Linked DNA regions of Homo sapiens: all the other regions are linked to region 7. The links are chromatin loops, found by intact Hi-C in ENCODE. Cell type or tissue: endothelial cell of umbilical vein. All regions are shown on one strand. Each heading gives the region's core, and the rest is flanking DNA. Links, peaks and the distances in the headings are about the cores only.

Region 1 (4,497 bases), core at 356-4,355, 280 kb after region 7:
TGGGAAAATAACTGTATTTTTGTACAAAAATAGGAATGGCCCTAGAGAGGAAAGGAAGCAGTAAACGAATGTGTCAAATAACTATGTTGGCTAAGTATGGTTGATAGGTGTCAAGGAGAAAAAAACTTTTCCTCCACTCACTTAGGTCCTGTGAATTAAACTCACAAAAGACAGACAAGAAGCAAAGATACAAATGTGTATATACATATATAAATGTGTAAATTTGTATTTGTGTGTGTGTGTGTGTGTGTGTGTGTGTGTAGGAACACAGAAAAAAATGTGACTCAGCTGGATGTGGTGGTGCATGCCTGTAATCTCAGCTGCTCAGGAGGCTGAGGCAGGAGAATCGCTTGAACCCGGGAGGCGGTGGTTGCAGTGAGCCAAGATCGCACCATTACACTCCAGCCTGGGCAACAAGAGCAAAACTCCATCTCAAAAAAAAAAAAAAAAATGTGACTCAAAATGTTGGTTAGAATTTGGGGCTTATATACTGTCTTCATGGAGAAGAGGGAGAGAAAGACAACTTAGGGGAAAACCAATGACTTTTAGGAAAGATAAATGGTCTTTTAGAAGACCAGATGGAAGATATAGTAGTTTTGTGTCAATGTCTGTTTAGGTGATCTCTTGATCCCAGTGTTGACTTGTCTCCAGTGATAAAAGCCAATCTTCCCTGGTTATGAAACTGTCAGGGCTAGAATTTATATCAGTTGAGATCTTTTGGGAGTCTCCACTTTCAAAGGAATCCAGAAAACAAAAGTTTCTTCCTGCATCTGCTCATTCTCAAATGCCTTCAGCTCAAAATAATTGTTATGCCACCATGGCATAGCCTGTGTTTTGGAGACAATGGCAAAGCAAATATTAAAAAAAAAAAAAAAAAAAAAAAGAACCCGGCTGGGCGCGGCGGGTCACACCTATAATCCCAGCACTTTAGGAGGCCGAGGTGGGTGGATCACCTGAGGTCAGCAGTTCCAGACCAGCCTGGCCAACATGGTGAAACCCCGTCTCTACTAAAAATACAAAAATTAGACAGGCGTGGTCGTGGTGCCTGTAATCCCAGCTACTCGGGAGGCTGAGGCAGAGAATCACTTGAACCCGACAGGAGGGGGTTGGAGTGAGCCGAGATCGCACCATTGCACTCCAGCCTGGGCAACAGGAGCAAAATTCCATCTCAAAAAAAAAGGACCCTACCTTGCAGGCAGATATAAGAAAGATATAAGAAAAGTCACCCTGGTATCACAGGCCCACATTGCATTCTCTTCTGAAATGTTTGTTTTTTTAAGTTTAGAAGCAAACTGTGTATACTTGTGTTCAAGAGAAGTTAGCATACTAGAGGTTTTAACAGACTAATTGTGTTTCAAATTTAAAATGTATGAGTAATGATTATAGACTGAGATTTTAAGTTGAAATCATATGAATTTTATAAACATTTTTAAAACACTTAAGAGAATTTTAAGATATTCACCAGTTGTATAAGTTTAATTACTTAGGTTTATAAAAACTTACTTGTTTGTTTGTTTGTTTTGAGATGGAGTCTCCATCTGTTGCCCAGGCTGGAGTACAGTGGTGCAATCTCAGCTCACTGCAGCCTCTGCCTCCTAGGTTCAAGCAATTCTCCTACCTCAGCCTCCCAAGTAGCTGGGATTACAAGTGTGTGCCACCACACCCAGTTAATTTTTGTATTTTCGGTAGAGACAGTGTTTCGCCATGTTGGCCAGGCGGGTCACAAACTCCTGACCTCACATGATCTGTACACCCCAGCCTCCCAAAGTTTTGGGATTACAGGCGTAAGTCACAGCACCCAGCCTTACTTAAATGTTAAGTCTTTTTTATAAAACAGTTTTTTTTTTATAGAGACAGGGTCACACAATGTTGCCCAGTCTGGTCTTGAACTCCTGAGCTCAAGTGATCCTCCCGCCTTGGCCTCCCAAAGTGCTGAGATTACAGGCATGAGCCACTGCACCTGGCCAAGTGTTAAGTCTCAATGAGGAAATCTTTGTCAGGCAATTGATAGTTTATTATTGTTTTCCTTAAACACCCGTAAAGTGATCTGTATACAGAAGAGTCAGATTTGTAAGCAGCACTTAAAAACTTAAATATGTTTAAAAATCTGTAACTGTAGTAAATTAAATATGAAATTTAAAAATATGTCCTCCTAAATGATGTTATGGGCAAAAGGAAAGGATGACAATGTTGGCTAAGTATGGTTGATAGGTGTCAAGGAGAAAAAAACTTTTCCTCCACTCACTTAGGTCCTGTGAATTAAACTCACAAAAGACAGACAAGAAGCAAAGATACAAATGTGTATATACATATATAAATGTGTAAATTTGTATTTGTGTGTGTGTGTGTGTGTGTGTGTGTGTGTGTAGGAACACAGAAAAAAATGTGACTCAGCTGGATGTGGTGGTGCATGCCTGTAATCTCAGCTGCTCAGGAGGCTGAGGCAGGAGAATCGCTTGAACCCGGGAGGCGGTGGTTGCAGTGAGCCAAGATCGCACCATTACACTCCAGCCTGGGCAACAAGAGCAAAACTCCATCTCAAAAAAAAAAAAAAAAAATGTGACTCAAAATGTTGGTTAGAATTTGGGGCTTATATACTGTCTTCATGGAGAAGAGGGAGAGAAAGACAACTTAGGGGAAAACCAATGACTTTTAGGAAAGATAAATGGTCTTTAGAAGACCACAGGATGGCCATATTTGCTCAGCATACTGCTTCCCAAGTCAGTGGTAGTAGAACCTCCTATTCGCTGTTAAGCAGTTCCTGTCTTTCTGGGTTCTTTCTCTTTGCTTCCACAACACTCCACGCTTCTCCAGCACAGTCTGGAAATTATCTTTTTATGTTGTCTCACCAACTACAAGAGTTATAAAACGCTTTCTTGATACCTCTCCCACTTTGTGGTACAACACCTAGCATATTCCAGGTCCATTCACTCCACACCCGATAAATATTACTTGAGTGCCCCCTATATACCAGACAGTGGGGGCACAGCAGTTACTGAAATAAAGTACCTCCTCTATGGAGCTTCCATTCTAGTTTGCTGTGCTGAACAGAAGGAGAATCTGGTGCCAGACCTCCTTTTATTGACCAGATCATTCATATAATATTAACTTCTTCAGCTGATGTATTTGCATTTAATTTTTTTTTTTTTTTTTTTTTTTTTTTTTTTTGCCAGGTATGGTGGTTCATTCCTGTAATCCTAGCACTTTGGGAGGCCAAGGCAGGCAGATTACCTGAGGTAAGGAGTTTGAGACTAGCCTGGCCAACATGGTGAAACCCTGTCTCTACCAAAAATACAAAATTAGCCAGCCATGGTGGTGCGTACCTGTAATCCCAGCTACTTGGGAGGCTGAGGCAGGAGAATCGCTTGAACCATCAGCAGGGAAGTAGGGGAATACCGGAGAGGATAGGTGGCCTTCTTGTCCCCTCATCATTCCAGATTAACATAAAGGGATTTGGAAATAAATTCCCCTTTTGATGCCTGTGAAACAGGAGATTGTCAAAAGGGGTGTTAATTAGTCTCTTCTCTCTCTCTTGGTCTGTTGGGACTGCTATAACAGAATACTACAGACTGGGTGACTGATAAACAATGAGCATTTAGCTGGGCTGGGTGGCTCATGTCTGTAATCCCAACACTTTGGGAGGGCGAGGCAGGCAGATCACAAGGTCAAGAGTTTGAAACCAGCCTGGCCAACATGATGAAACCCTGTCTCTACTAAGAAAATAAAAATTAGCCGGGCATGGTGGTGCGTGCCTGTAATCCCAGCTATTTGGGAGGCTGAGGCAGGAGAATCGCTTGAACCCAGGAGGCAGAGGTTGCAGTGAGCCGAGATCAAGCCATTGCACTCTAGCCTGGGCAACAGAGTAAGACTCAGTCTCTGACCAAAAAAAAAAAAAAAAAAAAAAAGAGCATTTATTTCTCACAATTCTGGAGTCTGGGAAGTCCAAGATCAAGGTGCTGGCAGATTTGGCATCTGGTGAGGGCCACTTTCTGGCTTAGAGATGACACCTTCTTGCTGTGTCCTCACAGGTTGAGGACGAGACTCTCCCGAGTCTCTTTTGTAAGGGCACTAATCCCATTCAGGATGGCTTTGCCCTCATGACCTGATCACCTCCCAAAGGCCTCCCCACCTGATGCCCGAAGGTTGGGAGTTAGGATCTTAGCGTAGGAATTTGGGAGGAAATATAAACATTGTCTGTAGCACCTCTGTTTCCTTGCTTCCCCGCCTCTGCCTGGAGGCTGATACTCAGATTGCCTGGGGCTTTTGTTTGTTTGTTTTTTGTTTTTTTAATTTTTTTGTTTGTTTTGTTTTGCTTTGAGACGGAGTTTCTCTCTTGTTGCCCAGGCTGGAGTGCAGTGGTGTGATCTTGGCTCATTGCAACCTCCACTTCCCAGGTTCAAGTGATTCTCCTGCCTCAGCCTCCCGAGCAGCTGGGATTACAGGCATGTGCCACCATGCCCAGCTAATTTTTTATTTTTAGTAGAGATGGGGTTTCAC
Region 2 (4,497 bases), core at 267-4,266, 58 kb before region 7:
CACTTGATCTCTAATTGATACCCCTTCATTCCTTTTCTAAAACCAGGAATTGGGAAACTATGAAGGTTCAATTTTTTGGGGGGGGATACTGAATTTCCAACCATGCGTTAGTTAAGGATGGCTGGTAGGAAGCCGTAAAACAGGAGAACCTGCCAGAAGAAACACTCACACACTCACACGTAGTTCTAGACTGCTATTGGCCTCTTTGGCACTTAGTTTTAGTTGATCCACTGGATTCGGTTTTATAGCTGTGACTGGGTAAAAGACACTTACACCTTGGTCTTCACTCGTGAAAAGCACCATCACAAGTATAGCTGCATTGTCTGTTAGCACCTGCCCTTCCACGTCTCACTTTGCACTTCTCAGCATCTCTGCATTTGTTTGTGTGCTGGTGGTCACAGAGCATGCAAAAGTATCATATGCATGTATTCCTTCCTCCCTCTCTCCCTCCTTTTCTTTAAACAACAGAAGGCAACACTAATGCACTTTCCCTTGTGGCGTTAAATGTGTCCTAAGCAATGCCTCCCAGAACTCAACCTGAAGAATAATGACCAAAATAGTACTCATTGATACATTCCCCCCAACCCCCACGCCCCAGGACAGCATCAGAGACTTCCAATCCTACATCTTAACCCACTGGCATGGTTTGCTTAGCTGTTAAAAAATTTTGAAGTTTGCCTTTAGGATGGCAGAAACCTACTGTGCACATTTGAAATTCACCTTTCTGGGTTGTTTTTTAAAGCAAAACAAATACCTAATGAAAATATCTCTGCAAATATGCTAATATTTCTACATGTAGCAGACAGTTGTGTTAAAATAAAGGCAGAAATTCAGCACTGTTTGCCACAACAAATGTCTAGTCTTTAGAGCTTAATTCTCTGCTCTGCAGAGGGAGGTTATGACATGGTGGCTGGAATAAAGGGGAGAGGGAGGGATGTGGCATTTAAGTGCATTTCTGTGGATACTTCTAGTGAGAATGCTCTTTTTGAGACTAGAGAAATACTGTAACTGCTAATGTTCCAAATTATTGTTTCTCCTATTAGCCACTTTAAACTTAGAATAACTCAACATTTAAAAGAAAAAATGGCAGGGCGCGATGGCTCATGCCTGTAATCCCAGAATTTTGGGAGGCCCAGACAGGTGGATTACTTGAATCCAGGAGTTTGAGACCAGCCTGGCCAACATGGCAAAAACCCTGTCTCTACCAAAAATACAAAAACTAGGCTGGGCGTGATGGCTCACGCCTGTAATCCCAGCACTTTGGGAGGCCAAGGCAGGCGGATCACGAGGTCAGCAGATCGAGACCAGCCTGGCTAACATGGTGAAACCCCGTCTCCACTAAAAATACAAAAAAAAAAAAAAATTAGCCGGGCTTGGTGGTGGGTGCCTGTAGTCCCAGCTACTCGGGAGGCTGAGGCAGGAGAATGGCATGAACCCAGGAGGCGGAGGTTGCAGTGAGTCAAGACTGCGCCACTACACTCCAGCCTGGGTGGCAGAGTGAGACTCTGTCTCAAAAAAAAAAAAAAAAATACAAAAACTAGCTGGGCATGGTGGTGTGCACCTATGGTCCCAGCTACTTGGGAGGCTGAGGTGGGAAGATTGCTTGAGCCTGGGAGGCAGAGGTTCCAGTTAGCCAAGATCATGCCACTGCTGGATGACAGAGTGAGACTCTGTCTCAAAAAAAAAAAAGAAAAGAAAAAGAGGAAGACAAAAGAAAAAAGGAAATATAACCAAACCAAATGGTAGCCTTTGGGCTCTTGCAACCAACTTAAAGGTAGCCCCAGCCCCACCATGCTTCACCTGTACGCAGAGAGTTCGGAAACATATTTCTAGTTTACCTGTTTATCCATCTTTCCTAAAAGGATGCTGCTGGGGGCAGAGTGGTGGTGGTGGGGAATGAGGCCACATAAATGTGCAGAGTCCACCTTAACTTTCAATGAGGTTTCATTATTTCCTTTTATCTTGTGATACGACCATGGAGAGTCAAAGGAGAGTCTCCAGTTTAAAGATGAAGAGACGGAGGTTCAGGAAAGTAAATGATTGAATTTGAAGCCATGGATAGTTAAGTGGTAAAATCGGGACCTCAACCCATGCCTCTAACTCAATTAACGGGCCTGACCCTGTGCTAGACGCTGAACCAATGGCACATCCTAGTAACATATTGGGCAATAAGGCTTCTTCTGGTATGAGGATAAATAGTGATACATAGGATAGATACCTAAACTTTTTTTCTCCAAGTAGCTCAAATAGACAGAGAACAGAAGGCTATTTTCCCCTGAGGACAGGAAAAAGGGTAAAATGTAAAGCAGCAGCCTATCATGATATGAAAATAAGTGATAATGCTATCTTCTATCTTCATTATCTCTAGATTTCTATTCCTACTACTGCGAATGTGTCCAAGCTGGAGTAGAAAGACAGATACCTTTTAATTCCACTAGAGGGGAATAGAATGACATCAAGAGATACAAGTCAATAGAGTTTTAAAGTTTGTCACCAGCAGAGTAGAGAGGAACCCTGTTGTCATTGCACTTCTGATGAATTTGTGTTTTACAGTGTTCATATCCCTCTCCTTTAAGAAGTCTACTCCAAAGATGTTAAATCAGGCTGAAATTTTTACTCAGTTTCTATGCTACATGCAATTCAAACATTCTGTTCTGGAAAGTGATTTTTCTATCATTCTTTGTTAAGCACACAACATTTGACAGCCAAACCAATGTAATATCATAAAGAACTTAATTGGTATCCGTAAGAGGAAACGTTCTGTACAAACAGAAGTTTCCACAGCAAAGTAGTTCGTGATATAAAACACCATGGGAGACTTTCTTGTGATCTATAGAAAGATGAAGGGTTTGTTCATCAGAAAATTCGTGATCCAGCCCAATGCTGTCCAACAGAATCTTCTGCAATGAGGGAAGTATTTTATCCACACTCTTCAATATAGTAACCATTAGCTTTCTATGACTACTGAGCCTTTGAAATGTGGTGACTCCTAATGAATTCTTTAAATTTCTTTTAATTCATTTATAATTTTTTTCTAATGATGCAATTATTTGCAAATAATTCTTTTTATTTATTTATTTATTTATTTATTTATTTATTTATTTGAGATGGAGTCTCACTCTGTCACCTAGGCACAATCTTGGCTCACTGCAACCTCCGCCTCCTGGGTTCAAGAGATTCTCCTCCCTCAGTCTCCAGAGTAGCTGGGATTACAGGCACCTGCCACCACACCTGGCTAATTTTTTGTATTTTTAGTAGAGAGGGGGTTTCACCACGTTGGCCACGCTGGTCTCAAACTCTTGACCTCAAGTGATCCACCCACCTTGGCCTCCCAAAGTGCTGGGATTACAAGTGTGAGCCACCACGCCTGGCCAAATAATTCATTTAAATTTAAATCACCACAGGTGACTAGTGGCTACTGTGTTGGAGAGTGCAAATTTAGAACCCTCTGCCCAGTGGCACCTGATTTGTTCAAGTCTATGATCTTTTTCTCCCTACTCCTTCCCCAAAGTACTACAATAGTAGAAACAGACTGAGAGAGAGTTTCAGAGTCTGGAGATAACTGGCCAAGATGAAACTGTCCATGTGGCTGGCAATGTCTCTTGAACTGGCCCTTTCATGCTAACCCCACTTTACCAGACTAAGCCAGGCCTTACAGCCCCATATCTAGCCTCTCGGTGGCTTCCTTCCCCATGCCACACTCTACCCCAGTCAGATTAACTCTTCAGGATTCACTGACTGGCATGCATCACTCCTTTGCTCAAAAACCTCTAGTCACTCCCCAGTGCCTACTTAGTCCGGCTACCATTTGACCCAATGTAATTGTTCAGTCTCTTTTCCCACCACAGGACTCTCTGTCAACTTGATGACACCCTACAAGTTTTCCTCAGTGTCTTTGGGTACAGCCCCCTACTCCCTGCCCTGGTCAGGAAAGTCCCTCTCTCCCCTCTCTTCACCTCTTCTCAGCATAGGTTTTAAACATTTCCTTGCCTCAGGGCCTTTGCACTTGCTGTCCATCAGCCTGGAGCCAGGCACCCCAGCTCTTCAGGAGGATGCCTCACTTGTCATTCAGGGCTCAACTCAACTGTGCCTGCCTCCTACTCCTCCAGGTTTTCCTTGACTCTCTCGGTTAAAGGGGCCCTCCAGAGCTTTTGTTCTGTTATCTTATTTCTTATTTAGCTTTATCTTTCTTATTCCATTTTTGTTTAAATTCAACTTTTTCTTTAAAATGTAAATTCTACACGTAGCAGGGACCTGATCTGCCTTGCTCATGGTTGAGCTTCCAGCACCCAAAAGAGGGCCACTGCATCAAGCAGGTTCTTTGTGAACATCTGTCAAACGAATGAATCCTGCATTCCCTCCCAAGGCACGGCACACTCTTGGAGATCAGAGACCACGTTGCATATCTCCTGGGAGCTCAATACATGTTTGCTGAAGATAATGACAATGGTGACATTTAACCCAAGCTGCAGCTTTCCACCCATTCCTTCGTGGGTG
Region 3 (4,497 bases), core at 309-4,308, 110 kb before region 7:
TTAATTATGCCACGGCTGCCTCGGAAATAGGGATCTTAAAGGAACATGTGCGCAGTAGCGCTGGGCCACAAGCAAGCTGACCTGTCGGGGCAAGCCTGGTGTGGGAGAGGCCCCTCTGCTTCCTCGTTATTCTAGCTGCGTTTTTCCAGAGCTCAGGGCTTGTCCTGCTGAGAAAGTACCCTCCGAACAGCTTGGTTACTCAGTTCAGGAGCATCTCAAGTGGCCGATGGGCTGGACCAGATAGAAAAAGGGAAAAAACCCTCACCCCACCAGCTCAGCCGCACCACGGAGCTCTCAAGTTTCCTCTGGCTCACATTTTCCCGGTCACGTTACTGGGAAGAACACGCTGTTCTCAGGGTTTGTTTGCGTCTCTACTTTGGGCCTCTTCTGACGATGCTGCGAGGGAGAACTTGGGTCTAAGAAGCTGCCAGTTCCCTCACGTCGCCACAAGTCAGTTCTGCACCGGGAGCCAGAACTCCTCGGCAAATGTTGATTGGGAAACTGGTGGAGTGACAGATTGCCTCCAGAACAGGATTTACCGAGCGCCCTTCCCACGTGATGTTCCGGGGGCGGTCAAGCTGTCTAGCAATAAGGCAAGGGGTTTAGGGGCTCTGACTTGGAACCTCTAAAACCATGCAGGCACACAAACCCTGGCAAGGGTGGGACACGTTACAGGTACTGCTGGGTCAGCTGGCGTGGGACCCCGCGGAGGAACCAGAACTGGCATCGCTAGGGGCTATTATGTGGGCAGAGAAGGCCGTTTCAGGAGAAGGGGCCCAGGCAGGCTCCGGTGGCCGCAGGAGAGGGGGTTGGGAAGTGTAGCTCCCAAGTGTCACTCCTGACGCATACAGATTTTAACTTTGGGTAACAGGCACATCCTAAAACACTCTGGGCCTCTGGGCTGGGCATTCTCCATTCTCTCTAAGCCATGCACCCCTTTAATACAACACTGCAGTTTTGATGACATTCTAGGGTAGGCCCTGGGTAGAGAACCTCTGCTATATGCTTCAAGAGCCTGGTTCTGCAGGGACCGAGGGATCGTCCTCTCTCCACGCACTTTCAGAACCTGTGTGCAAAGGGACAGCAGCCTTCCTCTGGGTCATTCCTACTTCGGCTGGGGATGGGAAGAGCTCTGTGCTGTGGTCTGAATGTTTGTGCCTCCTGCCCCCAATTTGTGTTTGAAATCCTAACCCCCAAGGCGATGACATTAAGAGGAGGGGCCTTTGGGAGGTGATTAGGCCAGGAGGGCAGAGCCTCCATGGAGAGGATCAGTGCCCTTATAAGAGAAGCCCAAGGGAGCTGGTTTGCCCTTCCACCGTGTGAGGATGTGGGGCTGTCGGCAAATGGGCCCTCTCTAGCCACTGAGTCTTCCTGTGCCCTGAACTTGGAGTCTCCAGCCTCCATAACTGTGAGAAGTAAACTTCTGTTGTTTATGAGCCACCCAGTTAAAAAGATATATTAATAGATCAGACTAAGGCAGTTTTGGAGCTGGGAGAAGTCCCGGCAACAGAGAGCAAGTGCTTGCTGGGATCTGCCTTTGGATAGGAGGCGTTGGGTGGTTGGTCCATGATGGTGGTGGCATATCTTGCCACTGGTGTGGGCACGACTTCCCATTGGTGGGCGTGCACTGCAGTCAGGCCCTCCATGGCATAAGGAGGTAACTGATTTCTCAAGCATGAACAATGAAGAGTCGACAGGACAGGTGAGAGTTGGTTGTGGGTGGCAGCCCAGGCACTGCCACTCATCAGACTGATTCACTGGAATCATTTGGCCAGAAGCAACAACAAAATCATATTCTTCTCCCATTAACAAGTTAGAACTGAGATATTCTCTACCACAGCTTGAGTGGCACTTGGTTACTGTATCTTTTAGGCTCCCAACATGGAAAACAGGCCTCTAATCTGTTTCCTACCATTTACTTGAACACCTCTATCTAAATGTCAGTGACGCTCCGTCTTCTGGCCCACATTCCCCTAGCAGATGCTGGTATGACTTAGGAGCTGGCATTGGTTCTGATGGGTTGGTTCTATATGCTAAATATTTAACTGCATGCAACCTATCACATTTAGTATTTATATAACCCAAAAGAACCACTCCACACCAACAAGGTTAGTCTCTTTTAGTTATTTTGAACCCCTACTGCCCAGCACAGCACCATGCGTGAACTGAGTAACTGCTGAACACGTGTATCTCTGTGCCCACCTTGCTCTGTGCTTCTGGGTCCACACTGCCCCATCGCTGGGGACACTCCTCCATCCATCTCAGTGCTGTCAGCCCTTAGCCTTGCACAAGACCCATTTCCTCTGCCCTTCCACTCTCCTGCCAGCCTAGCCCAGCCCAAAGGTGTTCCATGTCTACAGACTGACAGCACCTTGAGGGCAAGGGCCACACCCCCTCGCATCCCCAGGGATCACTCCCCCAGGGCAACACAGGACAGACAAGATAAAATCTGCGCTCATTGGATTCCTGCTGAATGACCGGAATGCTAACACAGACAGGAAAGCTTGGAAACTTCTCAGCTCTTGGTTGCAGTACATAAAGCGTCCATTTGGAGGGACTCTTGGACAAGGAAAAACCACCCAGGCCTTTTCACGGGCGAAGAAAGCCAGGCCAAAAGGAGTGGCACACTTTTTTGAAAATGTTAAATGCTTTGAAGAAAGAATCTCTGTACCCACAAAGACAAAAGAGCACAGGATGTATCTCCACTTACAGGAAAAATGGGTCAGAAAGGGACTTTTGCTCTTGGTTAAATAGTGATCACGTGGAACTTCTCTAGATTTCAGGAAATAAAATGCACAGGTGTCATCAACCACGATGAACAATTTTTGACTGGGTAATTATAGACTGAGATTCTGTGTACAAACTGGGTCTGGGTGCTGTCTAGTTCACTGCATTTGTTCTATTTATGCTGTATCAAGTCTGCTGACACCGTCTGTGTTTATGAATGTTGCAGAATTTCTGATGTGATCTCTTTCATGTTTAGAAATAATGACCCCTAAATTTTGTGATATTTGTTTCCTTATTACCAGAGACAAAGGCAAGAATAATGAGATACACTAAAAATACACCTGATCAGACATCGCCTCACAGCTTCATATGGCCCTGTACACAAACCTGGACTGAGGGACATTAACCATTTTCTTATTTGGAACCTATTTAGTGAATATTCTATTTTGCTGGTGAGGCTGGCTGCTTGGTGATAAGAGTGAATTTCTGTCCCATTCACGTACCAGAAAACACAGGTTGGCAACTCATCAACCAAAATTCTACTGGAACAAAACTTACATAAGAGAATTCGGAGGACTGTGGTATAAGATGAGAAACAACAATGTTTAGTCCTTGGAAAAAGATCATAAATATTTCATTACTTTCCCTTTTACAATTAGTGGGACATAAAATTTTACATTAAAGTTCTATAATTCTGATGTTTCAAAAGAAAATGAAACCTAGTTGTGAGAGAAATATTTCCCAGGTTATGAGAGACTGAAACGATTCTGCATAAACAACGTAGGAAGATATTTAAGAAAATTTTTTTCTTATTATAGGAGTAACGGGTGCACCCATCATACAAGAAATTTAAAGACATAAAAATATAAAGAAGAAAACTAAAACAACTATACTTCTGCATGGGAGAACCAACATTGGCACATTAGCATGTTTATGGCCAGTATCTTCCACATCTATCTACATTGAAATATTTATTTTTATAGAATTCACATCACACTAGGAATAAAGTTTTAGAACCTGCCTTTATAACAAAGTATGCTTTGAAAACATTTTAAATGTCTAACATCTCATTTTATGGCTAATCAGAATTTATTTAATCAATTCCCTGTTTGGGGGCATCTACAAAGTTTATCATTTTTCACCTTTACAAATAACATAGCAACTGATCATCTTCATGCATAAATATTCATTGAAATTTCTGATACTTTTTTTCTTGTTCTATTTATGCTGTGCAAGTCTGATCATACCCTGTGTGTTTAAGAACGCCACAGATTTTCTGATGCAAAGAAGAATAAGAATACATTCTTGGAAGTAGCTTAAAGGATGGAAATTATTCAAGATTCTTGGCATACATTGCCAAATTACTCCTCTAAAAGTTTACCACAATCCTACCAAAACCATATCAAGAAGTGGTGAGAAAAGTAAAGAATAACACTGTAATTTTGACTTTCTTATTTTTGAGGTTAAATTTTTTTTCCATGGTTATTTGCCCATTTGTATTTATTTCTGCCTGACTTAACTCCTTATTCAAGTTTTCTAGAAGGTAGTAACAAGTTTTCTTACTGTGTTAGAAGAGTTGTTGAGATATAAATGATAAAAGCCTTTTGTCATAGTTGCTGCAAACTGTGTTACATGTCACCATTCTTCTAGAAACAGAGAAGCTTAACTTATTATGTAGTTAAATCTGTCAAACATTTCCTTTTATTTTTTCCATTTCTTTTAGGCTTACAAAAACCTTGCCCTTTCTGAGATTAGCTTAATATTCACCTA
Region 4 (4,497 bases), core at 375-4,374, 140 kb after region 7:
CTTTGCTAAAACAACTCCAGCAGCGGTGGCTGGAATGAATTAAGCATCCTCCTGTTTCTGACCTCTCCCTGTTCACCCAAGGACAGGATCTATAAGCTCAGATCAGTGCATCATCCATGTTTCCCAAATCATCATTGAAAGCCATTGTTTTCCTTTCATTCAGGTCCCTCTTAGCACTGTGAGGCTCATGATGTCTTCACAAGGTCTTCAAACACTGCACTTGATAAGCCACATTGTAAAGTCTAATGAAGACGGGCTGTCTTCCATTCACACTCCCATCCTACCCCTTGATGGCATTAAACTGCCAGCCCCCATTAAAGGATGCTGCCTTCTCTCCCAGTTAAGCTGCTCCAAACCTCAAGACTCAAGCAGAAATAGGACCCATTTGCCCAAGAGTTCCTGCTGGCACCTGACAAGCCCAGGGTGACAGCAAGAGGCCCAAGAAGAGTGTGGCAGGAGAGAAAGAGCTCAGGCTGAGGGAAGCTAGAAGTCAGGGTCCATCCTGGCTCTGCTGCTCCTGGCTCAGGAGATTCACCTCCGTGCGCCCTACCTGCTCCATCCACAAACTGAGGAAGCCTGACCAGGGCAAGGCCTACTAATGAGGAAGACTGAGGGTCCTCAGGGAAACTCAGTTAACAACCAGGTGCCCAGGCCTCACTGCTGGAGGTTTGAGTGAGATGTTTCAGAAACTCCTCAGGTGGACTGGGTGCAGTGGCTCACACCTATAATCCCAACACTTTGGGAGGCCAAGATGGGTGGATGATTTGAGCTCAGGAGTTCGAGACCAGCGTGGGCAACATGGTGAAACCCAGTCTCTACTAAAATATAAAAAATGGGCAGGGCGTGGTGACGGGTGCCTGTAGTCCCAGCTACTCGGGAGGCTGTGGCCTGAGAATTGCTTGAACCCGGGAGGCAGAGGTTGCAGTGAGCTGAGAGAACACCACTGCACTCCAGCCTGGGTGACAGAGCAAGACTCTGTCTCCATAAAAAACAAAAATGAAAAAAACTCCTCAGATCAACTTCTGAGCTGGAGGAACTCAAGCTCCATCCCTGCTCCTTTAGCTACTCCATCCATAAACAAGCAAACACGCATCCTCACTTGGTGTTTCAGAGAAAGGAGAGCAGAAGAGGAAGTGGGAGGGATCTGCAATAGCTCAGCAGGGAGAGAGGCTGCTCTTGACTATGTTTATAGGAAACTTCAGTGGAGGTAATTTCATTAGAAGATGCCTCCAGGGCCAGGACCAGGGCCAGGGCCGGGGCCAGAGCTGGGGCCGGGGCTGCAGGGAAGCTCTGGGCCCTGGGGTTTCCTCCAGGGCACACACTACTGGGAACACATACACTGAGGTATACACGGCCTTCCAAAAGCATCCCAGCTATTGGAACACTTAATCTCTAGAGTTCTTGCTTTTAAAAAAAGGCAGTGAGGGTATATCCAAACTAGGAGGCAGGGATTATTAATTCTAGCTGCCACCTTCTGGTTTTCTGAACTACCTCCTTCCCCCCGGCTAACTGCACACATCAGAGTCTAGTTTTGGACACTTAACCTTCAGTAGCTCACACCTCACAAAGAGCCTGGCTTCACAAGCTGCCCTCTCACTTACTGAAAGGTCTTAGGTTGGTACAAAAGTAATTGCAGTTTTTCCCATTAAAAAAATAGCAAAAACCACAATTACTTTTGCTCCAACCAAATACACAATAGGCTGACTGCAAAGGTGGGGGTTTTGGGGCTTTATCAGTACTGATGGGTCCTGTGCTGACTTAGAAACAAAATCTGACCTGCTCAGTGCACTGGTGGTATCACTTATTCAATCAACAAACAGCAACTACAGACCTACTACATGCAAAATACCAAAGAAACTCACAAGAATAAGGCCCAGTCCCTGGCATCAAGACTCTTAAGATCTCAAGAAGTGACAAGGCCTAGGTTCTCCAACTGGCCAAATACAGGAACTTAGAAAAGCCCCATGACCTCCCTAAGCCGTAGTTTTCTCACATATTTAATGCAAATGAAAATCAGACCCCCTGAAAATAAAATATTATCAGGGAGGAAGATTAATCACCACAGGGAAGATTCTCCCTGAGGGTCTCTCCTGAAGCTTTGTCTGAGAAAACATCAAAAAGCGTATGTGGAGGAAGAGTGTGCTTGGGGGAAGTAAAGGTGGGGGAATGATCTGTAGTCATGGTAACAAGAAACTACCAGTTTAAGAATCAATGACAGCTCAGAACCAGTACACGGGCTTCTGACATCCCCATGCTTTTGTCAACAGCTGATCAACAAGGCACTCATCCAAGGACCCTGCTAATGACCTCTCACTCCCACCTCTCAAAGCCTGACCAGCCTCGAACTTCACGCTTCCCAAGATCCTAAACAAGATCGGCTCCCAGCTTTGCTGAGGAAAGCTGCCACTGAAGAGAGCTCTGCTTCTTACTTGCATGAGTAATAAATTTACCTTGTTGTTGCAAATTTTTGGCAATGTTCTCTTTCTTGAATATGAGTCACTAAAACATTCTCCCCTTCCTTTCAGGGCATGTTTCAGCCTAAGGATAAAAAAAGGGAACGGTCTTGAAAGTGCTTTGGAAATGCTGATTTGAAATGAAAAAAGAATTAGGATGCGGGGGGAAATTATTACTGGTTTTCCATGGGACGGGTCCTCAGGTTTACCCAGTGCCAATTTGGCCTTGCTTCAGACATAATTCTGCTATACTTAATTATTGGCTTTCAGTGAAGATTAAAAGCTGCAAATGATGTGCGGAAGAGGGACAGAGCTGGCAACCAGGGTTGAACTACTAATGTGTCCAACTCAGGAATCAATTCCATTTAGTGCTAAATTCTTAGTTTCAGAAGGAATTTAAGAGTAATACAATGGAGGGGAAGGGCATGTGTGTCACTGATGAGCATGGACTTTGCTGGAGCGCAGAGGGGAAGCGACAGCTACCCAGAGTGAAGCTTTCTCAGCCAACCTCTGGAGAGCAGAGACTAAACTTCTGCAATATTTCTGATGCAACCAACTTTATTCTGACCAATTTGGATCATGAGCCACAGGAAGAAATGAAACTCAAATTATTTGTCCTGCAGACAAATGAAAACATGAGGCCACCTTTCCTGAAGAAACGTGCTTGTTCCATTAAGAAAAGTATGAAAAGATCAGAATGACCCAAGAAAAGAAAAAAGCAACAAGATGAATTCATTTCCATGACTATTGTCCGGCACAGCTGCACTGAACTCATTTGCATCGCTATTAAATAGCCCTAATAAATATGAATATTGCGCAACATAAAGCACGTAAAAGGTCCATGTTTGAAATATCTAAAAGTATCAAAAACAATAAACCCAGTAGCCCAAGGAACTTCAAATACATTGTTATTCTTCCCATCAGAAGGACAGTAAATTAGTGGACAATTATGAGAAGAAAGTAAGCATTCTGAAAGCTAGTCATTAGTGGTACACAAACAAGAATAAATTTTCCAGTGTGAACAATAAGGGCTGGCTGTGATTTTATTACAAACTGGAGGCCCAAACCATGCTTTCAGAAAGCAGTTTCACCCCATGAAGCAAATTAACACTCCACTTTTCCTTGGGGCCTGTGATTTCCTTGGAAAGCCCTCTGCCAGTCAGTAAGTGGGACTTTTCCTCTCTGCATGGAAGGTAAAGGATTGGTTGGAGGAACTGAAGTAATCAGCAGTAATCAAGCTACAGTGCTGGGAGCCCTGGCCTAAAACAGCCGTCTTCAACTCTGCATCCTATCACTTGGCCATTTCCTAGTGCCCCAGAAAGTCTCCTGAAGGCCACCTTGCTCCTCATCTATGTGGACAAAGGCAAAGGAGGAATGGTAGAGAAGGGCAAATGAACCTTGTCCTGCAAGTTCTCTGCACCATGAATGAAAATCAAGCACTAATGGAGGAAGATCTGTAAGGGTTTCAATCTGGAACCTCTTTGTGGCTCAGTGCACCACAGGGCTGGCCCCCTAAGGACCTGCATCAGACCCATGCCCCAGATTTAGGCTTCAACCCTGAGAGAGAGAGACCACCCCTTAAGAATAGGGGAGGAACACAGCAGATGCCTCAGATGGCTTACCACGAACCCAAGCACAGGTTTTGACTACAGGGAGACCTCTGTCATGCCTCTGGTCCCAGGGCCATGACTCCAGATACTGGCTCTTCCGGAGCCATGGCCCTGGGAAAGGAGGCATGGCAGAGGTGTCCCTGTAGTCAGCTGGGGGCTGAGGCTGCAAAAGCTGATGATGCCGGATGGGCACCACACTCTGCCCCCTGTATTCGGTGTTGCCCCCCAGAGCCTAGAGGCTCCAGGGACTTGAAATGGGGAAAGGCGGGAGACTGTTCTCTCTCCGCATGGATCCGCTCAAAGCCTGAAGAGGAACCTTGATGGAAAAGGAGGATGAGGGCCAGTTCCCAGCAGAGCAGGGAAGAGCTCATCAGGGGCTGTGCAGACAAAGAAAACGGAACTTTCATCCAGAACCACCCAACAGATAAGTACAT
Region 5 (4,497 bases), core at 221-4,220, 110 kb after region 7:
AGTGAATACTGTTTTTCTATTACAAATTGATCTTTGGATACATTTCCCCAGAAAATGTTACATCATTTTTACCACTTAGTGCCTACCTAGCACGCGAGCTCTCTGAGCTTCACTTGCTGCAACACAAAATAAGCACAGAATTAGGAGATAACTAGGGGAATTATCATAGCACTGAAATCTGAGGTCATTTCCTCATTTTTGAATACTGGAAAATGAAGGATATTTGAAACTGTTCACCACAACTCAGGTGACACGGGCACTCCACTATAGAACATCTCACTATTGCTAAAAATTACATACCTGTGCTTAAATGTGCCAATGACATATGCTGGTTGAGACTGATCAAAACAAGTCTGGAAGAAGTCTGGTTAGAAGAACAGGTTTTTTTACATACAGATAACATGTTAGCAACTTGAATATTAAATTTGGCACATGAACTTTTAAAAGTATTAGGATTGGGATGTGATTTTCTTTTCTTTTTTTTTTTTTTTTTTGAGATGGGGTCTCATTTTTTCACCCAGCCTGGAGTGCAGTGACGTGAACATAGCGTACCGCAGCCTCGAATTCCTGGGCTCAAGCAATTCTCCTGCCTCATTCCCCTGAGTAGCTGGAACTACAGGCGTGTACTATCACACCCGGCTAATCTTTGTATTTTTTGTAGAGATGGGGTTTTGCCTTGTCGCCCAGGCTGGTCTCCAACTCCTGGGCTCAAATGATCCACCCGCCTCAACCTCCCAAAGTGCTGGGATTACAGGCGTGAGCCATCATGCCCATCTGGGATGTGCTTTTCTAAGGAAGAAACAGACACAACAAGACAACCTCAGAGAAGGTGGCTCCACATACTGATGTTTTATAAACCTGTGTCTGCGACCAACCTCTGGGGTAGGAGCTGGGACACCTGAAGTCTTCAGTCCCCGCTTTGCTAGCCTTACCGTTTCCTGCCTGTCAAATAATGGGGACGCAGTTCTGCTTCCACAGCAAAGGAGACACTAAGCTGCTGGTCTGCCCCATCAGCTGGCAGGTTGGCACAAAACCCAGCAACATTCAAAGGTGCAATTCAGCTGGTTCTCCAACTAGGAGGGCAAGACAAGGTTTTATCCCACTAAAACGTAATGAGCAGCAGAGGCCAGCTATAGAGTGATTTTAGTTCTTCTCCCTGTCTGCACTGCTGCAATTCGGAAAAAATAAAAACGCACAAAACACCAAAAAAGTAGTGTGAGAAATGGGGGTAAAGGATGAAAGGGGTGGACTTACAGGAGGTGGCACGCCTTCGCTTATCAACCCTGGATATTAAGTATGCCTTTTCCCCCCTCTATCAAATGCAAACCCTTTCACATACTTTGAGTTTTAAAACTAGTTAAAATCTGAAGGAGCTATTTTTAAAATATACATAATCATATAGTAATAGTAAGAACCACGACTTCAGCCATATGGATCATACACACACAGCCCACATACCATTCAACTCTGCTAGGCACTTCTAAGTCCACGGGCAATGACCTTCATAGATTTCATAGGCGGAATTCAATACCTTGCGTAATAATTGAAGTTACAAATGCCCAGTCCGTTAGACTTACTTAGAAAAAAACAACACAACTCTGTGGGCTTCCTATTTCAAAAGCTGTGTGGGCAAGGAGCAGAAAGCAAAGGTTAATTTTGCAAAAGAAATCAACTTTGCAAGAAAGGCTTGCATCCAGTGAGCGGGATGGAAAACTGCTTTCATGAATGATTCATCCTTCGAGACTGCGGATGGATTACTCAAGGCCTGCTGATGTGGCCCTTCCTGCACATGTACCATGTAACCCTGACAAACACCAGCTGGGAGGCCACATCCCTTCTCACTTGGAAGTACTAAAAAATAAAAATAAAAATAAAAGTAAAAAGATCAGAAAGCAGTAGAGAGTGATACTTACGCACTGAACGAAAAAGAGCAACAATGCCCCAAAATAATTACTTACTTAAAAGCACCCCCGATGGAGTCGGGTCTATAAACACAGTAACGATAAAGAGAAAAGCCTCCCAGTGTGCAACCATGGGTCTCTCTTTGCTGCTTAATAACAGCAAGGAAGAACTGGACATAGAACTTAGCTCTCAAATCAAGCGGAATCTCATTTATCTGGCACTTTTAGAGAGCAAGGTGTTCCACCAGAAGAATTTTCCAGAAAATAGAAATTTGCCCCACATTTACAAAACTTTAAAAATAATTCTAACCATTCATATTTCTGAGGGATTCTACTATATACTTTTTTACCTTCTTCAACGGAGGTAGAGAATCTAATTTGATCTTTCAGTGCGTATTCATCATGTGTTTTGTTTTGTTGTTGTTATCGTAGTTCCGTCATCCAGGCTGGAGTGCAATAACATGATCATGGCTCCGTGCAGCCTCAACTTCCCAGGCTCAATTGATCCTCCTGCCTCAGCCTCCTGAGTAGCTGGGACTACAGGTGTGTACCACCACCTCCAGCTAATTTTTGTATTTTTTTTTTTTTTTTTGAGACAGGGATTTGCCAGATGGCCCAGGCTGGACTTGAACTCCTGGGCTGAAGCAATCCACCCACCTCAATCTCCCAAAGTGTTAGGATTACAGGCGTAAGCCAGTGTGCTCAATCATTATCCCTTTTTTTTTTACTTAACAATACCTGAGTGTGTTCCTTAGTGGTTCAAATCCCAACTCCATTACTTCATAGCAGGGTAAACTTAATCAAGTTACTTTACCTCCCTCAGCCTCTACGTTCCCATCTGTAAAATGGGGATAACATGCACCATGTCAAGTGGTTGGCACACAGTTAGCATTTAACAAATGTTACTTCTCTCCTTCCCCCTTTTGCCTTTGCTTTCTCCAATGACGTACTGGGAAGGTCGGTAACCAAATGTGTAAGGAATATTACAGTAAGACAATTCTCAGAAGATTCTGAAAGGGGCAGGGCACGGTGGCTCACGCCTGTAATCCCAGCAGTTTAGGAGGCTGAGGTGGGCGGACCACCTGAGCTCAGGAGTTTGAGACCAACCTGGCCAACATGGTGAAACCCCACCTCTACTAAAAATACAAAAATTAGCTGGGCGTGGTGGTGCATGCCTGTAGTCTCAGCTACTTGGGAGGCTGAAGCAAGAGGATTGCTTGAGCCCAGGAAGTGGAGGTTGTAGTGAGCTGAGAGTGCACCACTACACTCCAGCCTGGGCGACAGAATAGAAACCCCGTCTCAAAAAAAAAAAGGAAAATAAAGAGATAAAAAAGAAGACAAACCTGAAAGGATCTTCAAGGCACCCTAGCAGTGTTGCATATTCTACTGGGGGGTCTTAAGACCCCTGTGTCCATTTTTGTTTAACTCCAGCGTCTAGGCTGTGTTCCAGGAAGCTGTAGACTTTTTGTACCTTACTTCAAGGTTTTAGATATAACTTTATTTCAATGGCCTAAATAGAAAGCAGATTAATTGACATAGCAACTACAAGATCCTGACAAAAGAAGGAATGCCTCACTGGCTGATTCTGCGAAATAGGCTTTCTTTCATGTTCCAATAATAACTCAACTTTTAAAAATTAAAATCAGTATACCCTCATCCACTAAGTGGTTTAGAGCTCTCACTTACACTGCCTAGTTTGGGAAACTGCTACTTACACAACATGACTTTGTGAAGGTCATACTCCTTATGTCAGGTTGCTTGCTCCAAACCAATTTGGTGGGTGGGAGATGACGGAGATTCTGATATACAAAAAGAGCCCATGAGGATATCAGGCTTCATTTTTCTACTCTGTAAAGATTGAGGTCTGCAGGAGTACAGCAGGTGACCCCAGCAGCACACTCAGCTAGTGATCATGGCTGTAGTAGTCCGTTCTCATGCTGCTAAAAAAGACATACCTAAGACTGGGTCATTTATAAAAGAAGAGGTTTAATTGACTCACAGTTCCGCAGGGCTGAGGAGGCCTCAGGAAACTTACAATCATGATGGAAGGAGAAGCAAACATGTCCTTCTTCACATGCTGGCAGCAAGGAGAAGTGCAGAGCAAAGGGTGGGAAAGGCCCCTTATAGAACCATCAAATCTCATGAGAACTCACTATCACGAGAACAGCATGGAGGTAACTACCCCCATGATTCAACTACCTCCCACCAGGTCCCTTCCACATGGGGATTATGGGAACTACAGTTCAAGATGAGATTTGGGTGGGGACACAGCCAAACCATCTCAATGGCTAACCTCTCCAGAGAGCTCACAGCGAGCCAGATGCTGTGTTCTATATGCATCTCACATCTTCAACAGCCCTCTGAGGTGGCACCATTATCATCACCCCAAGAGAGGGATGCACCAAGGCTCAACAAATTAGAAGAACTGAGCCATCTAGGTCTCCCAGGCTCCACGACCATCCCCTACACTAAGAAACCCCACACATCTCTTCACCCCAAATGCCAAGGTAGCTCCTACCTTCAGTAGAGGTAAAACATGCTGTTCTCCTGACCCCCACAGGCCCAAAATACTCAGTTAAGAACTCTTAAGTTCTCT
Region 6 (4,497 bases), core at 192-4,191, 100 kb after region 7:
CCCTCATATTTACTCCTACACTAAACAAATAATCACTCAGGCTACAGAGCAGCAAAAAAGAATGGCAGGAATGTGTTCCAAGCAAGCCTTTGCAAAATGATAGCAGGGCACCTTTCTCTTTAGCAGATTTGTGGATCACAACTAAATGACAGCTCTGGCTGGGGGTAGAGGAGGGTGCCCCAGTGTTCTCGAGATGGTGAACGACTGGAATGTGGACAGAAAGAGGAAGGAAACTGTGGCCATGGAGCCTCGTTTGCATTTCGAGGGAATAAGGCATCTGTAGGGGAAGGGGAACTAAGTGGAGCCCGGCAGAGACTTTAAATGCCATTCTCAGAGTCCATGGCCTTCTTGGCTCTGACTAGAAAGTCTACAGTTGAAAGTGGTGGCCCAGAAGGGAACTGGGCTGAGCTACTTCCCTTCAACATTTCTGCTGGGAAGACAGCATTCAAAGCAGAACCTTCAGGGGAAATAGAGAGGATTGCAAAATAGAGAGGAATGATGGGTAATTTCTGGAGGTGAGAGGAAGTGGTGAATGGGAATCTGGGTTTCTCCTGCATGCCAGCCACAACTTCTGTTTCTCTTCAGTTTCATTCATGTTAGCTCTCGCCCCTCCCACTTTCCCACCCTCCACCCTCCTTCAGAAGTCCTTTACCTGTGCGCTCTTGCCCTAATGCTGCCATAGTTAGCTGGTTTCAGACCACACCTTCCATTTAGAGACCTCAGACAACCCTGGGCATTTACTCCAGGTCAGCTTCCTATTGAAAAGCATACAAATATGTTGGGAACAAGAGGCAAAAACAGAAGGGTGCCCATGTTTCTCAGCCAGATAGGATCTGTCAGTTATAATAGGGTTGGACCTTAGGAAAAACATGAATTATGACTTGCCAGGAAAAAAAATGCATGTGCAGGAACAAGTCAGTCAGCTGACTACAAACTGCTGCACCAAGATAGCAAATGTGTGCCTCCCACAGCCAGCGACCCAGTCAGCCCACACAAATGAGGACAGAGTCCTCAGTGACAGAGACACCCTGTGATGTTGCTGCAAGAGTGTGCATCTTGATTCAGACAAGTTCATTTCAAAAAATATTTTTCACCTGTATATCTTTTTAAATAGGTAAATACACAGCACAGACCCAGATAAAGGAAAAAGTCATTCTGTAGTTTTCATTTCTTTAAGCCAAAATGTCGAATGGAAAATATGTGCTTTTTGACAAATGTAGCTTTATCATTTCAGAGACATCGTATCTTCACTTTGTATTTTAGTTGCATAGAAGAAATAAAGAAGCATCAAAATGATACCCCACTGCTCCTGGAAACAGCTAATGAGGAGTTCCTAAACTAAGAGTCATTTCTGTCAAACACGAGGAAAGTGGAACTATCAGCAAGGAAAGATAACTTGTTAGTCATATAAATGCTCCTGGGAGCCATGAAAAGTTTTCTGTTGTTTTTTTTTTTAATTTTTTGTTTTTGTTTTTTAAGTACAACCAAGGCCAGACGCAGTGGCTCATACCTGTAATCCTAGCACTTTGGAAGGCCAAGGCGTGGGGATCGCTTGAGCCCAGAAGTTCAAGACAAGCCTGAGCAACATAGTGAGACCCCATCTCCACAAAAAATTAAAAAATTAGCTAGGCATACTAGCATGCACCTGTGGTCCCAGCTACTCAGGAGGTTGAAGCAGGAGGATCGCTTGAGCCCAGGAGTTTGAGGCTGTGGTGAGCCAAGATGGTGCCACTGCACTCCAGCCTGGGTGACACAGTGAGACTGTCAAAAACAAACAAAAATGTACAAACAAAATTTCATTCTAATTTTTAAAAGCACTAGAGCAGGTACTATTGGTGATAGGGCTGTTTTTCTGCAAAAAAAAATGTGTTTGCCCAGCTAAACAAGCATTTTGTTCACAATGAAAACTAAGCTATTATTTAGTCAAAAGCCATCATTTACAGATGAGGAAACTGAGGCAGTTTACCTTAAATCAGCCAGTTATAGCACATTATGTATAGTAACTGCTGAGGTTAGCTACACGACATCTGGCTACATAGCATGAAATGAGAGTACAGCTGACATCACTCCGTTCATACACTTTGGAATTCCTGAGATTTAACCACTCATGGTATTGGAATGTACCATGCCATGGCCTAAATGAGAGCCTGTAAGCCACGATACAAACCAAAAGATCTTTGCACACCACCTCCTGCGCATGAGGCAACATGCACAGTCATCCCTCTCTAAGATGCTCAGAGGAAGAGGAAAATAATGTGTTGAACAACAGCCATCTCTGTCGTGTGTGTTTGCAGGGCAACGAAGCCATCAGCAAACATCTTTTCATAGTAGGTTCAGTTTGAATATGAGCATCATTTTGCTTTCATTTTCAAATTTTCTTGCTACAAGGAAAAGTGAATCATTCCATAGTTTCAAATGCCAGTCACAAATTTAAACTGAGGGCATGAGTAATTTAAGTCTTTTTTTTTTTTAAATGAAGGAAGAGGTCACAAGTCAAACATCCACGTGGACTTCCCTTCTTTGACCCCAGCGTGAAGGAATTCGCAGGTTAAAGGCTTTTACTGCTAATCTTAGCACCACTGTTATTCCCACTTCTCTTTAGAAATAAAGTCAATTTTATTAAAAGCTGAAGTTTCAAGTTTTTGTGCATTACACCAAAAATTTAATAAAGAAAAGAACGATGTTTAGATTTTATGTGGAATACTTATCAATTCTTAACAGCACAGACTCCATCTTTGATTATTTTTAAATGTTCAGTGTGGCCAAATTATGTTAAATGGTATTTTGCCAAGAAGTTTCTTCCATTTTGAGGTAAGGAGAAGAAAACGTGGAGGAAGAGAAAGTCACTTGTTGCTCAGTGGGAACCACTTTGCAGAATAATTCTGACCCCCATCTCAGCTCCACAAGCAAGTTCCCAGAAAGGGCTTCCCAAGGCCCGTGGCTTGTGAGCAGTGCAGGTGGCCTCAAACGCAGGGCTCCCTGGGTCTGGCTTCAAACTCTTCCAGCTGGGACACCTGGGACCAAGCTCTACTTCCCCCAGCTCAGTTCCCATTAGATGCTTCCTCCACCCACACACAAATTCTTTCCACACGTGCAGTTCATGTTCCAAAATTTCATTCACCGACTACAGAAAAAAGGTACAGGCGTCTAGAGTGAGGAGATCCAGACCCATCCTCGTGCTTCGACATATTTCAGTGACTTCTTAAAATTCTCAGTATTGGGCTCTGCACACAGCAGCTATGTAACAAAACAGCTGCTGGTGCACTTGGATGTAAAATGCTTCTCTGTTTCTTCTCAATATAATGGAACTAAGAATGATTTCCTATGTCAGAGAACTATATAGCCCTACAGAAGAACAGCTTTTGACTTATTGCTGAGATTACATTAGGCTATACAAACTGAGTTATCCATGTGAAGAAACTCCTTTAAAAAAAAAAGTCAAATCTTACACAATAAGAAAGAAAGTACATGCAAATAAACAACTCCAAAAAGCATTTAAAATGTTACTGGCCTCAATAAATTTCCTTGCTTGGGTGGAAAGAGGTTGTGGAATGGGGATGGTTGTCTCTTCGAATTAAAGCTACCTTTGTTCATAATACCAACTTTTCTCTCTATGCAGATCTACTGTTAGAATTAAAACATATCAGGCCAGGCACAGTGGCTCCCCTCTGTAATCTCAACACTTTTGAGGGGCCAAGGTGGGAGGACTGCTCAAGCTCAGGAGTGTGAGACCAGCTTGGACAACACAGCAAGACTTCATCTCTACTTAAAAAAAAAAAAAAATTAACTAGCCAGGCATGGTGGCACATGCCTTTAGTCCCAGCTACTCAGGAGACTGAGGTGGGAGGATCTCTTGAGCCCAGGAGTTTGAGGCTGCTGTGAACCATGATCACACCACTGCACTCCAGTCTGGGCAAGAGAGTAAGACCTATCTCAAAAATTAAAAAAAATTAAAAAATAATTATAACATATCAGTTGACAAATTCCTTCCAGATATACCATTATGATAAGTCAAATTTAAGAATTACCCGATGCTATCAGTTTCTTAGGGAAGTCTTGAAACAAAATTCCCTTTCCCACAAAACAAATCTCGTTTACAAAACAGCTCATAGGACTAAAGTTCTGGATAGACATAAAAGATAAATTAAAGGATTAGTCCTTCCTATTCTGCAAATGTTAAGTTGTGGTTATTAAGGCTATGGGGGTTGGCCTAGTCAAAGAGTTTCCTAGTCATTCATTTATTTACTTAAGTTATTGCTTATGTCACTGGTAAAGAAACAAACTATGTTTCTACCAAGAAACAAAAACCACCAATCCCTTTGTATTTAATTAAAAAAACCAAAACACAAAATTGTAAAACTCTACAAAATAACAAAGGAGAAAGATCTAGATGACCTTGGGTTTGGCAATAACGTTTTAGATACAATACCAAAGGCCAAAGGAGCAATCCATGAAAAAATAATTGGTAAGCTGGATTTCATTATAATTAAAAACTTC
Region 7 (4,497 bases), core at 158-4,157:
CTCACTGCAACCTCCACCTCCTGGGTTCAAGCGATTCTCCTGTCTCAGCCTCCCAGGTAGCTGGGATTACAGGTGCCTGCCACCATGCCTGGCTAATTTTTGTATTTTTAGTAGAGACAGAGTTTCACCATGTTGGCCAGGCTGTCTTGAACGCCTGACCTCAGGCGATCCCCGCCTGCCTCGGCCTCCAAAGTGCTGGGATTACAGGTGTGAGCCACCGCACCTGACCTTTTTTTTAAATTCAGGACACAAGCCCTTTAACAGGTATAAGTGTAGCAAATATCTTCCCCCAATACCAGTCTACCTTTCATTCTTTGATGTTTCAATTAACAAAAATGCCTGATTAATCTTTTCCTTTAGGGTTAGTTCTATTTAGATCCTGTTTACAAAATTATTTTGTACCTCAACTTCATAAACATGTTCTCTGTCATTTTCTAGAACATTTATTGTTTTACAATTAGGTCTACTATCTATCTGTAATTGGTTTTTGTGTAGGGTGTTACTTGTGGTTGAGGTTTTTAAAATATAGATATCCTATTGACCAGCCTCATTCATTAAAAAAACCACTGCTTGGCAACTGAAGGCTTAGCTTTAAGACTAAAAAGATGACCCAGAAAAAAGTTTCCAAAGACCCTACGTTTCCAGTCTTTGATTTACCTACATATCCCTGCCTAACTCTTTTAGGAACATGGAAGTGTAAGTCCAAAGATGAAAGGCTTTGTTCTCAATTTCATCACTTCATTGAGTCCCACAAAATTATCCTTTTTCCTGACTGGTAAGCTGTAGAACATGGAACATGAGGAAATGATTTTTAAATCATCTCAAAATTAAATGATTATAATGTCATTTTATGCCACAATGAACTGTTTATGTACTTCTCAAACCCCATTTTTAAAATTTCATTTTAAAAACATCCCTACTTCATTAGCTCCACACCAGCTATACGAATGAGCTGTCCATGGCAACAGCAGTAAGTGCACTGAAGACAGATTTCTGCAGCGCCAGCCTTCCTGGCCTCCAGTACCCTGCTGAGCAACAAGCAGAGGACCCAGCACCCGCACTCAAGCTTCCTAAACCACGAATTACTCCTCACCAGCACCCAAAAGCAGCTCCCAGAACAAGCTGGTGGAAAATGTAGTGGGGAAAACACTAACCTCTACCACAAATAAAGACTCTGCACATCTATTTTTTGGGGGTTTTTTGAGACAGAGTCTTATTCTGTCGTCTAGGCTGGAGTGCAGTGGTGCCATCTCAGCTCACTGCAACCTCTGCCTTTGGGGTTCAAGTGATTCTCATGCTTCAGCCTCCCTAGCAGCTGGGATTACAGGTGTGTGCCACCATGCCCAGCTAATTTTATAATTTTACTAGAGATGGGGTTTCATCGTGTTGGCCAGGCCAGTCTCGAACTACTGACCTCAAGTGATCTGCCTGCCTCAGCCTCCCAAAGTTCTGGGATTACAGGCATGAGTCACCACGCCAGACCTCTGCTGGTCTATTATTTAATGCAGTCCAATGTATTAACATTTTCCTTTACACTTAGTGCTTTTTATAATCCGTTTAAGAATTTTTCCAGGAAACACATAGAAATATTGTACATTATCTCTCTTCCCCATCCACTGGCTCACGAAGATCTTGGTTGTATCACAGTCATGGCATGAATCAGATTTTTGGACTTCTTCCCATCTGATTTTCACTTATAGGAATTTTTCAAATCGTTCTTAAATAAACCTAATAAGGATGTTTTCCCAAACGCAGGTTACCTTGGCATCAAATTTCTCAAGTGTCTGGCTCCGAGGTGGATCTGGAATTTTCAGCCTCTTTGTGATGTTAGCAGGGCTTTTTATTTCCATGAAATCTTGAGGTAACAGAGGGTAGGGAGGAGAGAGCAAACACTGACATCCCAGACTGGGAAAGGGGAGAGATGGTGGAAACTGAGACCAAAACACTAAAAACTGCTGGGTCCATTTTTCTTCCCACTGGGAATTCAGGCAACAGCATCAAGGGCTGGTACAAGGCATAGCCTCGGAGACAGACCTGCCTGTGGCCTGGCAGGATCTCCTGCTTAAGGGCCTTATTGCCCTGCTTCATTAACAGCCACGGCTTAGCAACAATCTGCCAGCAGGGGTCAGTCTCGGTCGCCACACAGAAGCCAGGAGGCTCTCTCCAGCTACAAAGCCACGCTCTGGAATGTTCCAGAAGTTGTTCGGTGCCACTGCACAACACTCAGCTTCTCTTCCTATCTTGTCACCTCGGCACCTGTTTCCTAGTTTTTCAAGATTGCATTTCATACTTAGAGAAATTAATTACCTTATATTCCTGTGGCAGAATTTCATACTGAGCTAAATAATTATACCAAGTTCCCCATATCATGTATAAAACCTCCCTTTCCCTTGATTTTCCTTACGGTAGCAGAAAGGTCGACCTTTTCCATATTTTAAAATTAAGGAAAGGACGCATTCTTACTTGCAGTGGAAAATGTACAAATATTACATAATGTGACAATTGTATTTTCTAATATTCCCATTGAGGGTTTAGTTATCTATGGGATAAATTTCTTTTTTCTCTCTAAATTACAAAACATCCTTTCATTAAGCATCTTGCCCCAAACAGCTCCTCTCAAAGTCCCTGGGAGGCTGGCAAGGGGCTCATGGCCTATACTGCCTAACCCCAAGCTCTCCTTGGACTTACTCGGAGGCTGTGTCCCAAACACCAAACAGTAGGGGCACCTGCACTGAGACCAGGAAAGCAAATCTGATGTCAAAAAGGTGTAGAATGAAGAATCTATTTCTACTTTAAATTTGAGGGTGGCTCTTTTTCAAGACACACTGCTGAATTAACAAACAGTTCTGGTCTAATAAATGATTATATTTCATGCTAGAAGGATATAACTATACTTAGTAGGTTACCTTTTCCTAAAAAATAAAATAAAATTCCCCCATGGATCTAAGTCCCATCAAATACAACATTCAGGAGGGCATAAGTTCTCATTTCCCAAAGTGGGGAAAGCTGTTGCAAAAAAAAAAAAAAAAAAAAAACCAAAAAACAACAACAGTTCTTCACAATGCCTGTCTTCCAACAAGTCTGTCTTACTGGTATTTTAAAGTGTGCTCATCTAAAAGTATATTCTCTGCTTCTTTCTCCCTAAAACATAAAAAATATTTCTAAAGCTAATGGCATCCATCTTCTTTCCACTTCTGGACTGATAAAACCTCAAAAGAAAAAAAGTAAGGGAACTTTGAGATGGGCAACAGAGCCCATCTGCCCGTTCCCTGGGATGGGGCTGGGTCACTCTGAAAGAAGGAATCCAGGTATCATCAGCAGATCTGAAAGGGGCCATAGAGGAAATGTGTTCAAGAGTGCATCTTAGCCCAAGGGTGCTGAGAGAGGGTCCAGGAAGACAAGGTATCCAAGGACTCTGGATACCCCACCTATCCGTCCTACCCCTTGCAGCTACAATGATCTATCTAAAATTTAAATCCCCAACATCTTCAGGGCTCACAAACAGCTGGCAGGTGTGACCCCAGCTCCTGCATTTTAGTCCTTAATTCTAATAGGCCAGGTAACCTCATTGCAGGCAAGACACTTGAGGACTAGGGCTGTGGTAGTCAACTTTGATTTCCCGGGGTAGTCAACGGACTCAAAAACAGCATTAAAATGAATATACATAGTGGGTAGATCAATGGGCTACAGGCAAGGCCTTTTTGGAAAATAGTAAACAGGTTCCAAGTGTTTCTATGTCCTGCCATGCCACCCACCAAGACAGGAGGGCACACAGGGACTTGGAACAGAAAAAGATAACACCTGTGCATTTCATTAGTACATATCTCTCAGCATCAGCCTTCTCCAGACTTCAACATGCATAGATGTTGGAAGAAACACCGCGACTGAGAAGAAAAAGGGGCCTCCTATGCCAGAAAGAGGCCATGCATCCTGAAGCCGCTACTGATTTGTAGCCCTGGCTTTCTGCTAGAGCAACTTCATTTTATAAAGAAAGTCCCACGTTATAATTGTGGAGCTACGATTCATATTTTGCTTTCAGGCTTTTAGCCAGAGCTGGGATTAAAATTCAGAAAGAGGCTAGGTGGGTGCCTTAGAACACAGACACCCTGCTGGGGATTGCTGGATGAGAAAGCAAAAGGTCAAGAAATGTAAATGGAGAAGGTACAATGCAAATTGAACTTTAGAGCAGCTTTCCCCTGCTCAGCATGCTCTCAGGGGCTGTAAGAGCTGGGCTGGAGACAAGAATCCCAAAACTGCAGTGCTCCAGGAAGGGATGCGGGCTGAGTGGGAATCACTTCCTGAGTACTCATTCTGACCCCATGTTGCACAAGCAGCACTCTATGAGAGGAATTACTTAGTCCCATTTTACGGTTAGGAAACCAAGGCTTAACGGGTAAGGAACTGCCAAAAGTTACATCCATAATAAGTGTTGGGACCAGAATGAGAACCGGGACATATCCTAAAGCCTCCTTTGTCTTTCCTGGGCCACTGGTGTGT

Evidence for each region. Peaks named below come from ENCODE experiments on the same cell type or tissue, not always from the same donor. Only the 100,000 strongest peaks of a DNase experiment are listed, where the experiment ranks them.
Region 1: a loop joins it to region 7, with 10 times the contacts of the local background. A loop is called at or near these places in 27 of 110 quality-filtered maps.
Region 2: a loop joins it to region 7, with 7 times the contacts of the local background. A loop is called at or near these places in 8 of 110 quality-filtered maps.
Region 3: a loop joins it to region 7, with 14 times the contacts of the local background. A loop is called at or near these places in 26 of 110 quality-filtered maps.
Region 4: a loop joins it to region 7, with 8 times the contacts of the local background. A loop is called at or near these places in 17 of 110 quality-filtered maps.
Region 5: a loop joins it to region 7, with 6 times the contacts of the local background. A loop is called at or near these places in 11 of 110 quality-filtered maps.
Region 6: it touches region 7 in a loop (6-fold over the local background); 9 of 110 quality-filtered maps call a loop at or near these places.

What each region holds. Positions count from the first base shown.
Region 1 is chr17:66,288,757-66,293,253 of GRCh38, reverse strand. No RefSeq gene overlaps it. Among named protein-coding and RNA genes, the nearest start is that of PRKCA, 12 kb to the left of the region's middle. In endothelial cell of umbilical vein, for the core only: no CTCF peak of the experiment used is centred there; no DNase peak of the experiment used is centred there.
Region 2 is chr17:66,623,395-66,627,891 of GRCh38, reverse strand. The region is part of intron 3 of PRKCA (protein kinase C alpha); the gene reads right to left. Among named protein-coding and RNA genes, the nearest start is that of MIR634, 160 kb to the left of the region's middle. In endothelial cell of umbilical vein, for the core only: a CTCF peak has its summit at 2,432; a DNase peak (open chromatin) is centred at 2,521.
Region 3 is chr17:66,672,055-66,676,551 of GRCh38, reverse strand. The region is part of intron 5 of PRKCA (protein kinase C alpha); the gene reads right to left. Among named protein-coding and RNA genes, the nearest start is that of MIR634, 110 kb to the left of the region's middle. RefSeq lists an enhancer at 1-357. In endothelial cell of umbilical vein, for the core only: a CTCF peak has its summit at 2,526; a DNase peak (open chromatin) is centred at 2,551.
Region 4 is chr17:66,430,048-66,434,544 of GRCh38, reverse strand. The region is part of intron 2 of PRKCA (protein kinase C alpha); the gene reads right to left. Among named protein-coding and RNA genes, the nearest start is that of PRKCA-AS1, 15 kb to the right of the region's middle. RefSeq lists a silencer at 614-811. In endothelial cell of umbilical vein, for the core only: no CTCF peak of the experiment used is centred there; a DNase peak (open chromatin) is centred at 2,484; H3K27ac peaks cover 268 bases.
Region 5 is chr17:66,457,203-66,461,699 of GRCh38, reverse strand. The region is part of intron 2 of PRKCA (protein kinase C alpha); the gene reads right to left. Among named protein-coding and RNA genes, the nearest start is that of PRKCA-AS1, 43 kb to the right of the region's middle. In endothelial cell of umbilical vein, for the core only: no CTCF peak of the experiment used is centred there; a DNase peak (open chromatin) is centred at 1,739; H3K27ac peaks cover 2,280 bases.
Region 6 is chr17:66,464,849-66,469,345 of GRCh38, reverse strand. All of the region lies in intron 2 of PRKCA (protein kinase C alpha), which reads right to left. Among named protein-coding and RNA genes, the nearest start is that of PRKCA-AS1, 50 kb to the right of the region's middle. RefSeq lists a silencer at 2,041-2,335. In endothelial cell of umbilical vein, for the core only: no CTCF peak of the experiment used is centred there; DNase peaks (open chromatin) are centred at 875 and 2,195; H3K4me3 peaks cover 245 bases; H3K27ac peaks cover 3,952 bases.
Region 7 is chr17:66,565,019-66,569,515 of GRCh38, reverse strand. All of the region lies in intron 3 of PRKCA (protein kinase C alpha), which reads right to left. Among named protein-coding and RNA genes, the nearest start is that of PRKCA-AS1, 150 kb to the right of the region's middle. In endothelial cell of umbilical vein, for the core only: a CTCF peak has its summit at 2,120 (motif pointing right); DNase peaks (open chromatin) are centred at 1,655 and 2,105; H3K27ac peaks cover 1,801 bases.